Linked DNA regions of Homo sapiens: region 2 is linked to region 1. A link is an interaction called in ENCODE POLR2A ChIA-PET data of the cell type or tissue named here. Cell type or tissue: B cell. All regions are shown on one strand. Each heading gives the region's core, and the rest is flanking DNA. Links, peaks and the distances in the headings are about the cores only.

What was found. ChIA-PET counts read pairs that join two places held together with the same protein. Peaks named below come from ENCODE experiments on the same cell type or tissue, not always from the same donor. Only the 100,000 strongest peaks of a DNase experiment are listed, where the experiment ranks them.
Region 2: POLR2A ChIA-PET joins it to region 1 with 8 read pairs; 3 of 35 experiments call an interaction of 5 or more read pairs at or near these places.

The regions. Positions count from the first base shown.
Region 1 is chr11:94,987,489-94,997,273 of GRCh38, reverse strand. It overlaps KDM4D (lysine demethylase 4D), which reads right to left. Exons shown (of 3, transcript NM_018039.3): 3 at 1-250. It also overlaps the pseudogene LOC100422440. Among named protein-coding and RNA genes, the nearest start is that of KDM4D, 19 kb to the right of the region's middle. In B cell, for the core only: no CTCF peak of the experiment used is centred there; no DNase peak of the experiment used is centred there.
Region 2 is chr11:95,105,261-95,112,239 of GRCh38, reverse strand. All of the region lies in intron 1 of ENDOD1 (endonuclease domain containing 1), which reads right to left. Among named protein-coding and RNA genes, the nearest start is that of ENDOD1, 19 kb to the right of the region's middle. RefSeq lists an enhancer at 2,925-4,124. In B cell, for the core only: no CTCF peak of the experiment used is centred there; a DNase peak (open chromatin) is centred at 3,909; H3K4me3 peaks cover 1,030 bases; H3K27ac peaks cover 3,900 bases.

The DNA.
Region 1 (9,785 bases), core at 2,259-7,258:
AGGTAGCAGGATCTACCAGCGTACTTTTTTTTTTGCAAATGAGATGATAATCTTTCTTGGGCTTGTTTATTCACTAGTGAGATTCCACTCTGGGCAGCAGCTTTGCCCAGGCATTGACGTTAGCTGATCCTGCAACTCTGTTATGTTTCGGTTGCTGCTGGGCTCTGTCTTCTTAAGTCTATTGAATTACTCAGACCTGGGGGTACGACCCAAATGTAGCAGAGAATGTCCTCAGTGTTTAGAACAAAATCTAAAAGAAAGAATACACAGAGATTAAAAATTGATATTTGGAAAAAATATTAGGCATCCAGAAATTAAATACCAGAATAGAATAATAATATTACAAAGAGAGGCTAAAATTTTATAAGATTGATAATTCAAGTGGAGGTGTGGATGTGGAACAGTGGGAATTTTCATACCCTACTACAGAGAATATGAAGCACTATAATCACTTTGGAAAACTATTTGGACAGTTTCTTCTAAAACTGAACATACATATGTTCTGTGATCCAACTGTTCCACATGCCTAGGAAATGTGTATGGTTGTGAGCTGAAAGTCACATCCAGTAATGTTCATAACAACATTGTTTCTGGTAGCCAAACACTTAAACAACCCAAATGTCCATCAGCAATAGAATGAATAAGTACACTGCAGTATATTCACACAACAGAATACCATATAGCAATGAAGATAAACCAAAGCCACATGAAAATGCAGTTTTATAAAGATCAATATTGAGTAACATTATCAAGACTCAGAAGAATACCTATTACACAATTGCATTTATATAAAGATGAAAAGGAGGCAAAGTAATCTATGTTTGAATTGCTTCTTGGCCTTTTGGCTAAGATCAAGTGTAGTAATCTATGTTTGAAGTCAGAGTAGTGGCTACCTTGGGAAAAGAGGGGTTGTTGTGTAGGGGGGCTTGAGGGGATCTCTTGAGTAAAGTTAATCTGTTCAGAACCTGGGTGCTGGTTTCATACCCATCAGAATAACTCATTGTGTTAACTCATCAAGGTATGATGATTTTCACAAATTTCTGTATGTTCATTTAAAAATAGGGTTTAGGAGGAAAAGCGTTAAAGACAACTAAGAGGCATATTTCATTGTATTAAAAGGAAAAGAAAGAACGACTGAAAATAAACTATACATTCAAGTGATAAAGGCAAATTAGAGTTAAGGGAAAGAAAGAGGAAAGGTACGGAACTAACAAAGAATAAAGATGATGTGTTTCCTTAACTCATACCGTGTGACTTTGCAGTATGTGTCCCCTATCCCTCGCACAACTGGTATCAGCCCTACATGGACCAATCTAGCATGACAGGAATTTTCCCCATAGAGAAGGGCCATTCAAAAGAGATGAAGAAAGCAGATAGTAAGGTTCCATCAGGGTTAGGATTTTTCCAGGCAAGTATACCTCAGTGAGAAAGGGATAAGGTTGTTGATGGGTTGAATGGAGAATGAACCATTATATCTATCCTGGATAAAAAAGGAAATAAGAACTTGAGGGAGGTTCGTGGGCTAGATTTCTCTATTTAGTCAAATAGTCCTGTTAGGACACTAGGAAAGGGAAGCTCAAAAAAGATTGGGATGCTCGAAACAGATTTTTTAAACTAGGGGCAGTTTTTAACTGAGTGCCTATTTTACTGATGTCTTGACATCTTCCTGAGTTTTGACTTTATGCTATTATTCAACTTCAAACTGTTTCTCCCCTCCCACATTCTCTCTCCCAAACTTTCCCTTCTTCGTCAGTTCTTAAGTTCCACTCCTTCCCAAGTAGATGAACTTGACTGTTCATCTTCCTTTACTGTCCCAACAAAACAGCACATCTTCTTTCATATCCTGTAGTTCTCTTGCCACTTATCACTTCTACCTTATATAATGTGAACAGTGTCACTTTTATTTAGCACTTCATTTAGACAGACCCCTTATTAAGCACTTTATAGTATCCTATTCAAAACTCACAACTAATCTATGAAGTTGGTACTATCATTATCCCAATTTTATGAAGGAAGAAACCAAGGTATAGAGAAATTTATAACTAACTCAATAGCTTGTGTTTTCAGTCTCTACAATTATGTCTATCCTTGACTTATCTTCCATATAAAAGTATTGAGAACATAATCTGTGTCTTGTTCACTATTGTGTTTTCCAAGAATATTGGTTTTCTTATATATTGTAGGCACCCAAAACATTTTTATTAATTAAATGAGTTGGCACACACTTCCCTCTGTCACCTATTGATTACACCCCATGTTTCTCACTGTTCTCCGTCCTCTCAGGAGAAAACACTGCTTTCTAGGGCTAATTTCTCCATTTGAACTCCTTAAATCAACATTTCCCACTTGGTCCAGGACTATGTTGAATTAAATAATCAGTTATTTTTCTCTTTATTAAATCATCAGTCATCAATCTCTTTCCTAATTTAAGCTACTGTCCTTACTCCCTCTCTCCCTCCTCTCAGGCTCCTCTCTCTCTCTCTCCCACCCAACCCCAGGTCCTGCCCCCACCTTTCTACTGACATTGTTCTCCATAAATCATCAAACTGCCTCCCAAATTCTGCTCCAGGGGTTACACTTCACTGATTCACAGAACCAGTGGTTCTGTGAACATCTGGTTCACAGAACATCACTGGTTCACAGAACACCTCCCCCTTCCTCCTAAAACTCCTACAACCTCCAGGGCACTGATACTTCTTTTAACACTGGTTCTTTTCTTTCTTCTGGGTTCTACCTCCTCTTCTACCACACACATGCAGACATCTCAAAGTTCAATTTTTATCCCTCTTAACTTTCTTTCTCTCTTAAAATTTCCTATTTATATTCAGGGTTTCTGTTAGTACCATGCTGTTTCCCTTTAAACATGTTATTTATTGTCATAACTTTCTCCAATAACTGACTCTCTCCTAAGCTTCTGCTCTCCTTCTCCAACTTAGATGGCCCAGTGAGCCCCTGAAAGTCAACTGGTTTAATACAAATTGATGATCTTTCTCCTGAAACTAAGTTACTCCTTTATATGTCTTTTATTTCTATCAAGGGCAATAATGTGTTATCGTAGTCACCACTGACTATTACATCTCCCTTTTCCCAGACATATGGTCAGTGCCTGTCAGAGGATCCAATGATAGTCTTCCATGAGGCCCCAAGGACATCTAGACACCCCAGGGTGTGTTCTCTTTATCTTCCTTATAGAAGAACCCAAGAATCCAGCTTGTCTTCCTCTCCTACTTAAAGCTGTCACTACTCAAGCGAGACACTGAGGATGTACAAGTGACAAGATTACCTGTATCATATGATAGTCTCCCAATCTCATCCCAATTTTTTAATCTTAAAAATTATTCTACAATGATTTTATTATAAATTCTTTATATTTTTGGAATATAAAATAAAATATTTCATTCTTTCTATTAGAAAACTTGCTCTAAAGAAAAGAAAAGAGAAAAGTGAGACAATTTAGAAGGATAATTAAATATCAGAAACTTAAATATCATGCTGAGGGTCTTTCCCTCAAGAAGTAACAAAATGCTGACTATGAAAATCACACAAACCTATATATTTTTTTGAATATACAAGTAAAATAAGCTTTGGGTTGAGCACTTTGTATCTGTTTTATAAACTGCGTTACTTCTTTTCTACATTTCTAAGGATTCTAGGAAGAATGATGCAATGTCTCCTTATACATATAGTCTTCAGATGTTGCATATCAAAAGAAAATACTACAATTTGTAAGTGTGACTGCGCTCCAAAAAAAAAAAAAAAACTGCTTAGAATTTGCCAGGTACAATGATGGAGAGATCCTTCAGTGTTCTAGCCAAATGTGTCACTTCTCTATGAGTCTTCAATGGTTGCTTTTGTTGTGAGACTACTTGCTTCTTTCAACTGGAACCATAGCTACCAGTAGAGAATAATTACACTGTCACTTGATACTCTTCCATTTTACCCTTACCCACAGTAATCACAATAAGGCAGAATTCGTCATCTAAGAAAACTTGACAGTTCTGACAACCAAAGAAAAGTATTTTCTTATCAGAATAATTAAAAAATAATACTTGATCCCTTAAAATTAATGGATTTCTGGAAATTAGAAAGTCTTTCTTCGGGTCTTTTAGAAATAATGCCTCCTAAGCTTCTTGCTGTGTGTGTGTGTTGGGGGGTGTTAAACTGGGCAAGTTAAGAAGTGAAGCTGAGTAAGTTTAACAGTCCCTTTCACTGCAGCCCTTGCCCAAACTGTTTGTCTTTCTTGCTGCATATGTATTTCAAATCTATTACTTCAAGTGGGGGATTGTTAACAAAATGCCTCAGACATCAGCCCTTGTTTCTTCTGACAGTCAATATCTAAATGCTATGTTTAATCAAATTTTTTTCTCAGTTAGAAAATCTACTACTTATTTAAAATAATTTATAAGCATAATATATTTGATAACTGAAAAAATTCTACTCTGTGTAGACAAGTGATTAAACTTATCCTGTATTATTGGACAGCTATTTTGTTTTTACTTTTGCACGATTATTACTAATCACTTTTACTTAAATATGTAGTCCGTATTTCAGTATCTAAAACAGTACATCCCGTAAAATATTGGTTGAATGAATGAAATTTCTTAGATTAGATACTTATAAATGAAATTACATTATAGAATTTAAATATTTTAAGATCTTTAATACACGTTGCCAAAACTTTAAAGAAAAAATATATTTTACATCCTGAACACTGATCAAATTTACTTTGAAAAAATATATATTTTACTAATTTTGGTAAGTTAAAAAGTTAGATCAAGTTTTAATTTACATTTCTTGGACAACGACTAAGGTTGATTTTGATTTTTTTCATAAATATTAGTCTTTTGGATTTCATCTTATGTATTGGTTCATATCCTTTGCCTGTTTTTTTCTAATAGGGTCCCAGGGTGTTTTCTTACCTACTTATATAAACATTTTACATATTAATTACATGAATATTTTACATATTAAACCCTTTTGTTAGATATGTTAATAGTTTTTTTTGCCAGTTTGTCATTTAACTTGTATTTCTTTAAATTTATTTAACAAAAATGTTTTTGACTTACAATATTTTATTTTCCTTTGTAATATTTTTCATGTTTTTCATGTTTAGAAAGTTATAATACTTCTTCATCTAGATGGAGATAAATATTATCCTATAGTTTTTTCCTTTGTATATGCTAATTGTACCTTTAATTCTGATTTTAATTATACCTTTAATTCTGTATTTCGGAGAGGGGGGGTTATTAACTTTTGAAATTATTGTGTGGGTATTGGTGTGAGCATGAGTATGAAGAGGATATGAATATGATTCTTGGTTCTTTACAGATGACCTGTTCATTATGTGTGTTGTTTATTTTAGGTTGTTTGTCTCTCTATCAACGTTTATAGAAGCTTTTTTTGAACCCATATTCTTACATTTTATCCATCTCAAAAATGAAGTTCTTTAATTTTAGGATTTTTTTTTTTTTAGTTCTTTCTTTGATTTCCTCTACTCCTTTTCGTCTGTGTATTAACTCCTCTTATTTAGATATTGGACCTTTCATGGATTAGACCTCTAATGTTCACCTGTTTTCCCCTCCCCCAAGTTTTCTATTCCTTTATCACTATATTTTATCTTCTAAAAAATTTCTTCATCTTTATCTCTAAACTTCCTTTCTCTTTGTCTTTTTCATTTCTCCAATCAAATTTTTAATTTCCAGTGATCATTTCTGTTACCTGAGAGTTCCTGCATGTATGTACATTGCTTTTCTTTCTTATTGTCTTATTCTTGCTTCATGGGAGCATTTCTTCTTTTACCTCTCTAGAAATACTAAAATCTCAATGGTTTTTGAAATTCTGTTTTGTTTTTCTCCCTGCATGGTCTGTTTCTTTGAAATTGACTTTTGTCCTTTTTATCTTTCTTTCTTTTTTTTGCTTTGGTCTCTTTCATATTTAAGGCTTTCCTCACATGTCTGGTAGCCTTTAGTAATTGCCTTATATAAAAAAGTACAGCACAAAAAAGGCAGATTAGAAGCTCAGGGTACATGAATTGTTTTAGTGATTATGCTTCCCTGAATGATATTCTAACTGGGCTGTTTCCTAGGTGAACTCCTAACACTGATATTTCTAGAGCTGGTCATATTCAATGCAAAAGATGCTTCAGTCTTTCTCCTGGAGAGTACAGGTCTGACTTCCCTCCCAAATGGCAAAAGAGGCTACACATTTCTAAAAGTACCCTACTTGTACAGTTCACTTTATCAACTTATTTTCCCTATGACAACCACACTCTCAAAAGTATCTGGAAATTCCCAGTCCAGAGGCCACCTTTTTCCTCACTCTAGAAAAAATGAAGCTCAATCTTCTGCCAGGGTGTAAGAGGGGCAGTTTATCCAGCTGCTTAGAGGAGGGTGGGAACCTAGGGCTCTGTTTTGTTAGACAGATTTCAACAAATTCTCCTTAGCCTCATTTTAACTGTCACTCCCAGAGGTACCTAATGCCATGACATCCTAAGCCTTTTGGGTTCTGTAGAGACAATTGTGTTGCTTCTTGGCTTTCCTCATTGCCAATTTAGGACTCAACTTTCCAGTGTTTGATAAATCAGTTTACACTTGTCCATCTGCTTTCCAATTTCCAAAACTGGCCACTACCTGTTTTCCTTTACCATTTTCTGTCTTTGTAAGTTCATTTCTTAAAACAAAAATCCTGTTACTGTCACTTTAGTGAGGTTTGGAAAGGGAACAAAGTAAATGATTGTGTTTAAACCACATCTTTATTGCTTCTTGTTTCCCAAATTTCTCTCTCAATTTTCTTATACAAACGTAGTTCCAGTCAAATGGTCCTAATCACTGTCCTTGACTCTATGCTTTTCTTCCCTTGCTTCACTTATCTCTTCCTTCTCTTTTCTAAGTTATAAACTCTGCCTTCCAGACCAATCTGAGGCTCTCCTACATCAGGGTTCCTTCTATACCAACCTCAGACCTTGGTGAGAATTCTATCTTCTATACTCCATGAGTGCTACATTTATTTGGTGCTTAATACAAGCTGTTGAGGTGGCAGCTCTCCAGAATGTGTCTTACTTGACAAGCAGCTTTCATCTCTAATGGGCACTTGCCTTAAGGGAATAAGTCTCTTCCATGAGATGTGCTTGCTTCTCTCTCCAAAATATCTGCATGTCTCTGACCCAAAAGCTTTGACAGACCTTTCCTCATAAGCTGCATGAGAAAAGGAAGGTAAGGCTGGGCATGGTGGCTCACGCCTGTAATCCCAGCACTTTGGGAGGCCGAGGTGGGTGGGACACCTGAGGTGAGGAGTTCAAGACCAGTCTGGCCAACATGGTGAAACCCTGTCTCTACTTAAAATACAAAAATTAGCTGGACGTGGTGGTGGCCTGTAATCCCAGCTACTTGGGAGGCTGAGGCAGAAGAATCACTTGAACCTGGGAGGTTCAACCTGGCGGAGGTTGCAGTGAGCTGAGATCACGCCACTGCACTCCAGCCTGGGCAAGAAGAGTGAAACTCTGTCAAAAAAAAAAAAAAAAAAGAAAGAGAGAGAGAGAGAGAAAGAAGGTTAAAGGGCAACTTTTCCTGTACCTTTTGTGCCTACAAATGCCAATATTTGGTGTGGACTTCTTTTTATGAACATCTAGAGGAGTGTGGATATAAAGGAGAAAGACACACGGCAGCAAGTATCAGGCATGGACAGCATAAACTGTGACATAAAACCCAAAGTTTGGGACTTGGCCTTTAAATCCAGCATCTTAAGTGCAGCATTATTATTTCATTCTGACATATAATAAATTGAACATGGGATTATTAACCTCATTCAAATCATCTTTATTTTCATCTGTTGCATGGATACTGCAGCAGTAACAGTGGTATCTGGCAGCAGAGAGAGGCAGGAGCCAGAAGTCTTCCTGCTGAATCCATCTACAAGGACACACCACTCCATTGAGTTTTAAGGAATTATCTAATATATGCTTCTTTGGACTGTCAATACATTTTAAATACATGTCTTGAGTAGCATGTAAGTTTGGACTTACATGGACTCTCCCAGAGATTCTGTAAACTACTCAATAACCTTTTTAGCTTTTTAAAAAAATCCCCTTTGGCTTAAAGTGAATTCTATATACATGTATAAATTTTTCTTTATTCTGCAGTTAATAACTGTCTCATTCTTTCATTTGCTTGGCTTTACACTTTATATTAATTCATTCCCAGATTCATTTCCAGAAAGGTAAATCTCTTCTAAATGCATAAAACACATCTGGTACTGAATCAGATTTCTTTTCTCAGAAATATTCTTACTGGAGCCCTCAGATGCTTACTTAAATCTAGACTGATGAGTCTTCAGGTTGTTGCATGACGTGCATCTTGAGGTTTCTAGTCATTGTAATCCTGGGGGTTCCCTTTCCCTCTCTATTATGTTAGATCCTGATTCCCCCCATCTCAAGTCTCCTTCCTGGTTTACTCCCTTGTGTTGGTAAAGCATATCTACCAGAAGCATCCTTAGAAGCTTCATTAGAGATTATTAAGTAGCTCACAGAATCTTCAGCAGGACCAGAGACTAGGGATTGGAGCCTGTGTATCCAGGAACAATATCCAGATTACCCAACAAACAATAGTTAGATATTCCTATATATCCTCTGGTCAAAGACACCAAAGACTCTGGGCAAGGGACATTTCCAATTAGAGTCTAAGCTACTGCTGCCTCTGAAAGGTCACTGTCTCTCACTGCCCTTCTCCAGGAACAGATCCTTCATGAAATCTACTTCCTCATATTTCTTTACATTATAGTCCTCCATGGGAATGTCTGATTGGAAGAGTCTAGGTCATATCTCTATGTCTTCACTGCAATAGGTGCTGGATAATTGAGTTCCGGCTTTGACCTTGATGAGGCAGGGGTCATAAAGTTGGAGGTTTACCGAAAAATAAAAAGGGAATTTAAAGTTATTTGATGGCCACAAATATCACAACTCTCTCCCAAAGTATGCATGTCTGAGTCTGAAAATGTCTTTGTTCTATCCTCATGCTTTTCTTTCAGGATTTTCAAGACATTGTTCTGCTGAATTCTACCTTCCAAAAATCCAAAACCTGTTTTCTGTTCCTTTTTGTAATCTGTCTTTACTCTCTAAACAGTATTAGCATATTCTTCTGTTCCTTGTTTTCTAAGATTTCATTAAGATATAATTGGTAAGTCTTCTTTGTCAATCATTGTGCTAGAATTTTCAATATAGAAACTCATGTTGTTCCTTGCTGTGAAATTGCCTCACATTATTCCTTTGGCATTCCTTTCTATATTTTCAGTTTTCTCCTTCTCTGGAAATACCAGTAGACAGCAAATACTGTTAAGACAGCAACCTCTTGATTGATCCTCTAATTTTCTTTACTCTCCATTTCCTAATGCTTTTTCTTTTGTTACTATTTTCCAAACCTTCTGGCAATTATTTTTAATTTCCAGGAATTTTTTTTGTTCTCTGAATATTCCTTTCATCATATATTTCTGAAATTTTCCATGGCTGCAGATTTTCTCTTCTCTAAGTATTATAAGAATTTTTAAGTTTTATTTGCTCTCTACATTGTGTCTGTTTCCTCTGAGTTTGCCCTTCCACAATGTCTTTGTTTCTGTCTTTCATGTTAAACGTTTTCCTCGTATGTCTAGTTATTCTTGGCTTGTATTTGAGTCAGGCACTGAAGAGTTGCGTTTGCTATGTATGACTGGTAGGCATCACTGAGAGTGCTCCTACAGGAACCTATTCATTTCCTTTGAAGATGGGGGCACCTGTCAGTAGTTGAAGATAAGACTAT
Region 2 (6,979 bases), core at 1,980-6,979, 120 kb before region 1:
CAAATGAGAGACAAAAATGGTGCTATAAGGAGAATCAGTTGTCTAGGGTCATGCCAAAAGTCAAGGGAGGAGAAAGCTTTGGCTAGGGGATGATCAACAGTGTGTGCCACCTGCTGCAGAGAGGAAAGAGAAAGATGAAGTTAAGGCCTAGGCCTTTGGTGATTAGAGACCAGTAGCGACAGAGGGCTCAGGAAAGAAGACAGCTGGTGGAAGTGACTGGGTATGAGCAACAGGAGACTGCAGCAAGAGGCCTCTTGTTTAAGAAGTCTTTAGGTAGAGGCAGGAGAGAAAGAGGACCTCGGCCTTGAGAGATAAGCAGGTTACAAGGATAAACAAACATCGTCTTCCATGCAAGGTAAAGGGAACACTGGGAGGCTGGGGCTACTTGAGTCTCTGCATGACATAGCATCTTAGGGCAGGTTACCTGAAGCTCTAAAGCAGGGGTCTCCAACCCCAGGGCCATGGACCAGTACTGGTCCACACAGCAGGAGGTGAACAGTGGGTGAGCAAGCGAAGTTTCATCTATATTTACAGCCATTCCCTAACACTTGCATCACCGTCTAAGCTCTGCCTCCTATGAGATCAGCTGTGGCATTAGATTCTCATAGGAGTGCAAACCTTATTGTGAACTGCACATGTGAGGGATCTAGGTTGTGTGCTCGTTATGAGAATCTAATGCCTGATGATCTGTCACTGTCTCCCATCACCCCCAGATGGGACCATCTAGTTGCAGGAAAACAAGCTCAGAGATTCCACTGATTCTACATTATGGTGAGTTGTATAATTATTTCATTATAGATTACAAAGTAACAATGATAGAAATCAAGTGCACAATAAAAGTAATGCTCTTGAATCATCCCGAAACCATCCCCCTGCTCCCCGGTCCATGGAAAAATTCTCTTCCATGAAACCTGTCCCTGGTGCCTAAAAGGTTGGGGACTTCTACTCTAGAGCATCCCAAGGGGAATGCTCAGAAGGCAATGGGTTGGAGGAGCAGGAAGGCACTGAACGGACTCCCATCCCTGAGGACTTCTGGGCTGCAAAATCTATGCAAATGTCAGGGGCCAGAGTCACCAGTGCAGATTTGCCATAGGGAGTTTGTCACTGAGGAGGGAGGAGGAGCTGTTTGTGGGAAGTGGCCTTCAGGGACATAAGCATGAAGATTTGGAGCCTGCCAGTACCAACACTGCTCGCTGGCCTCCTCCACTCCTTTTCTGTCCTTCTTTGGCCCAAGCACTCTTTTCTCAACTTCTCTAGAGCTAGAATCATGTCATCTTCACAAGCCGTTTCTCTGAAATAGCTCAGAGACATGACAGGGACAAGGGAGTTCCTTTAACTCCCTTCCCAGCATCAACCTTGTGCAAGTGTTTTGATGTGACAGAGGATCCCACAGGGCCAGAAGACTAAGAAAGAGATCAGGTGTCCCAGCTGAGACCAGTCAGGGGACTACACCATGGGACAATGGAGTGAGAGTAGCCCTGAGAGCAGAAAGGAAGTGACAGAATGTCTTAGAATGTACAGGAGGATAAGGAGTCTCTGCAGAGGGCTAGAATGACTGACTGGGAAGAATGGAAAAGGGGAGAGAGGCTTGTAATGTGTTACTAATGTTGGTCATTGGCTTTAAAAAGCACACACACACACACACACACACACACATACATACACGGACTTGAAAGTCAGCAAAAAAGAGTTGTCAGAGAGAAGGGAACCCAGTGTACCAGGGAGGGGGATCCTGTGCATTTGCCTCTGGTATTTTTTACAGACTGTAGGCTCCTCAAAAGTTGGGATCATCTCTTGTACTCCTTGTCTGCCTAAGTCATAATAGAGACTCTGTATATGGTAGGTTCTTGGTAGGTATCTGCTAATCAGTACACTGGTGACCATGATGGGATCAATGGAAGAAGAAGATGGGCAGAGCAAGGGGATGATATTGGGATCCCATGGAGAAGAGTCAGCGTCTTCTGAGAACCTCTTCTGAGAATGCAGGGGAGGATGAAAGGAGGGCAGATGAGGGCTGGTGTTGGCAATTACTCAGGGAAGTGGTGATCTGCTTCTCTGCCATGGTGGCCAGGGGCCAAGAGCATAGGGAAAATTCGGAATGTCTTTAGCCTCCGAAGGCCACCATGCCAGGGAATTTACAGAAGAGGGAAAAAGACCACTGAAAAGAAAGGCCCCATGGATGTCAGCCAGGACAAGTGGGGCAGGGCAGCTCTGCTGAGGCCAAGGTTTGAGTTTTTGTACTTACACCCCCAGCAATGATCTGCAGTCCAGAGACAAGAACAGAAAAAGAACTGGCCTAGGTGTGGTGGATATGAACCCTGGCAGCCTTGTCCCTGCAAACAGATTGAAGTACCTGACCTCCAAATCCAGGTGGGCATGGGCCCAAGGTTGCAGGTGCTAATGGCACCGCTGATGTGAAGAGACTGAGCAGTGCAGGTGCAGGTAAAGAGCAAGACAGGCTCAGTGGTGATGGGGAGGAGAAGGGTGGATTCTCGAAGGAGCAGCATGGCAGCAGGTAGCAGGCCAGGTGTGGCCCTGCTGCTGATGGGCAACTGGTGTGAGTGGAGACAGCGCCTCAGAGTGTGGGACACAAGTGGGCAGCCGAGTTTGGCAGGCTGACCTCCAAAGACAAAGCAGAGGAGTCTGCCACTGCACTGAGACGGTATGTTTATCCATCAGTCTGAACCACTGAATTGAAGGGCCAGGGCCAGTGCCCAATTATCTCTGTGTTCCCAGACCTAGCATGATGGTCCTGCACACCAGGGAGTGACTGGCATTTGTTGAAAGAATGATCTCATTTGAGCTCCACAACAATCTTCTGATGCACATAAGATTTCCTCCAATTTGCAGATGAGTCTCCAGAGAGAACTGGCTCTCCTCTAATTCTGCTCCTTGATCTGCTGCAAGGAAAAGGTGGTCCTGACAACAGACCATCAAAGTGGTTATTAAACTCTCAATGACTCTGACTCATGGAGGGTGGAGTTTCCTTCCCCTGGAGAATTTTAAGCTGAGGCTAGATAAGCACATGTAGGGGATGATTCCGACAAGATCCTGTGGTCAGGAGATGACCTAGGGAGCTATCCAACTCCGTGGGGACAAAGACGCTATTTCCTTAGGGGTTTGTTTTATTTTTCAACAAGAGTTAAAATAATAGAATGAGCTGAACAGTGGGTGTTCCCATTTTATTTCTGCTGTGTGAACTACAATATAGGCACACACCCACACACACTGGGATGTAAAAGGAATGCCAACACCCCTGCTGCCATCATCAGGTGGGTCAAAGAGCCCCTCCTTAGAAAAGATCGTGGGTGCAGCTGATAATGAGAACATCAGATAATCTTATCAGAGCTGCCTACAGGGGCCTAAAGGTCCTCTGCACAGTCACACACAGTAGGATGAACTCAATCTGAGGCTCGGGTGAGTCCTAGGAGAACCTACTTACCATGGGAAATACCCAGCGAGGGAAGGAGCTGCTGCCTTTCAACAATGGAGGGGGAGGATGGTGGGGCCACAGCAGATTAAGGACATTTGAGGAGGAATAAAGCATGAGGCCTTTTCAGCTCTCAGGAAAGAAAGTGCCAACCCACCCATTTCAGGAAAAAAAAATCTTCCGTGCTTGGCATCTAAAATACTCTTTATCCTCTTGGGAATAGAAACCGCTTTAGAAGAATTAGGGGAATGCTCATTTTTCTTTTTTCTTTTTTTGGGTGTCTGTGTGTGTGTGTGTGTGTGTGTGTGTGTGTGTTTAGAAAAGAGAAATGCAGAGCTTTTCATTTCCTGAAAGGCCTTTTAGCAGAGCATGTCCTTGTCCTCTCCGCCTTCCTCCAGTGAATCACCCTTCCTCTGGGCTCCCAGCACCACTCACACACCTTCCTGGCTGTGGGAAGAAGGACGCATTTCCAGCTCTGGCCTGTGCTGTGCACACCCGTAGGTGTTGGCAAACTGTGGGAAAACAAAGACAAATGGCTAAAGAGCTCTCTCCCGAGTCAGAAGACGGTGGAACGGAAGATAAAACGTTCGAAAGGGTGGGTGTTCTACTTGCATTTCAGACTTCCCTTTTTCTTGATTAGTTGAAAAAATAAAAATAAAAGGAGGAATTCTTTAAATTCACCAACTCCAAACTGGCAATAAATGCAGGCAAGAAAGCCCTGTGTGAAGGCCAATGGGTGGCCTGGGGGCAAACAGACTCTCCCGGGGACACCTCTGGCTGCTCATCACACACAGCGAGGAGTTTCAAGCTCCTCCAGGGAGCCTAAGAAAATGTGCGGACTCCGGCCGGGCGCGGTGGCTCACGCCTGTAATCCCAGAACTTTGTGAAGCCAAGGCGGGCGGATCACGAGGTCAGGAGATCGAGATCATCCTGGCTAACACGGTCTCTACTAAACCCCGTCTCTATGAAAAATACAAAAAAATTAGCCGGGCGGAGTGGCGCGCGCCTGTAATCCCAGCTACTCGGGTGGCTGAGGCAGGAGAATCGCTTGAACCCGGGAGGCAGAAGTTGCAGTGAGCCGAGATCGCGCCACTGCACTCCAGCCTGGGTGACAGAGCAAGACTCCGTCTCAAACAAACAAAAAAAAGTGTGCGGACTCCTTTAAGACCTTTCCAGACTGCAGTACCTTCTCAGGTTACATCAGCCCTGGTCTTCTTTGGTTTCCTTCCACGTTACTCACAGAAGCCTGTTTTCCACTCTGCTATCCTTTCCAGAGCAATTATTCTTAGCATTGACTGTGTGGTACAGAATTCAGAGGAGTCCCTTACATTGAGAAGGCTCCATTTCTAATTTTTTCCACCTTCTGAGTTCAGACAAGATCAAAGGTTCTTAGGCCTGGCTGCACATCAGAATCACCTGGGAGCTTTAAAAATATCCTCAGGCCTCACCCAGACCTTTTTTTTTTTTTTTCTTTTTGAGACTGAGTCTCGCTCTCTCGCCCAGGCTGGAGGGTAGTGTCCCGATCTCTGCTCACTGCAAGCTCCGCCTCCTAGGTTCACGCCATTCTCCTGCCTCAGCCTCCCGAGTAGCTGGGACTACAACCCAGACTTCTTAAACCAGTAAAAAAAAAGTTCCCCTCCACCCAACCCCAGCATCAGGGTGTTTTTAAATTTCCCCAGGTGATTCTAATACGATTGTAATAGGAACCATGGGGCTAGATCTCCATCAGGTTCTCATTGATCACTCTCTGAAGGAATTAAGCCCCTACCTTGACAGCCACTGCAGGAAATTAGTGATGTCTCCTTAAATCAATAGTTCTCAAATTCAACTGAATTAAGGAGACATCACTAATTTCCTGCAGTGGCTGTCAAAAATGCAGACTCCTGTTCTTCACCACAGAGATACATTCTATTCAGTATGTCTGGGGTGGGACCTCCATATGCATTTTCACCACCATCCCAGGTGATGCTGACGGGGGAAAGGGGGGGGTGTCTATGAACCTCACGCTGAAAAACAAATGTTTAAATCATTTTGGGGAGTGCCCTGGCTAAGCTTAATTTATTCCCGTGATATTGAGAGAGGAATTATCCACAAATCGCAAGAGCTGTCATAATGCCAAGGTAGAGAACAAAATACTGTGGGTCCTTTGGATCCTCCACCTATTAGATCAGCTAATATTCTGATCATGTAACATGTGTAAGCAAGGACTTCCTTCCTCAGTCCTAGGTGGAGTGAGAAGTCTACTTTTGCTATGCATATTCCTTTGAACATTTCACTACTCTAACACCTTCAATAACATCCTATTACTTCCTGATTAAATGACAAACTGGCATATTCATAGGCCTCCCCGCCAAATTTCTCCAACTTCTTCTCTCAAACCTTCCTTTATATTCAACCAGAATAGGTCAATCCCCCCACTCATCCATGTCAGTTACATGGCTGTAATGTAAATGCGCCCCACTTCTCTCTACAACTGCCCCTGTCACTACCAGCTGGGGATGCTTTCACCATTCCTCTATGCTACCTAAATCCTATCTGGGTGCCAAGCCTCAGCTCTGACCTCACAGCTCCTGTGCTGGGTGTCCATCCTTTGTCTTCCAGATCCATCTCCCCTCTTCTCTGCCCTACTCTGCATCTGGGGAGGCTGATTGATTTAGATGGGAGGCTGACTTTTATGGGAGGCTGACTTGTAGGAATCACATCAGCTGAGCCCCGTTGCCCTCTGGCTTCTGACTGGAGCCATCAATGGGAAGGCGGGAAGAGAGAGGGACCAGATCATACATTCATTCCCTTGCTTCCCTGCCTGGCTGCTGTGGCTCTGGCTCTGGCTGAATTTTTGTACAGACACGGCTCTCACCAGGCTCCTACCCTTACCCCACAGGCCTAGGATGGTCACAGCTTCCTGCTGTTGCTAGTCCCTAGGTGCATCCCCATAACTGGTTGGCTCTCTTAATTCTTGTGCCTTCTGCATCCATGGATTCCACAACTGTGGATCAAAAATATTCAGGGAAAAAATTTAATAATACAACAATAAAAATAATGCAAATTAAAAAGGAATGAGATCTTGTCCTTTGCAGGGACATGGATGAAGCTAGGAGCCATTATCTTCAGCAAACTAACGCAGGAACAGAAAACCAAACACCGCATGTTCTCACTTATAAGTAGGAGCTGAACAATGAGAACACATGGACACAGGGAGGGGAAAAATACTCACTGGGGAAGGGTGGGCTGAGGGGAGAACATTAAGGAAACAAGCTAATGCATGTGAGACTTAATACCTAGGTGATGGGCTGTTAGGCACCGCAAACCACATGGCACACATTTACCTATGTAACAAACACACATCCTGCACATGCACCCCGGAACTTAAAAAAAATAGAATAATTCAAAAAAATAAAACAAGACAGTATTACAACTATATACACAGCATTTACATTGTACCAGGTATTATAAGTAATCTACAGATGATTTCAAGTATACAAGTAGATGTGCCTAAGTTATGGCAAATACTATGCCATTTTACATAAGGGACTTGAGCATGAAGGATTT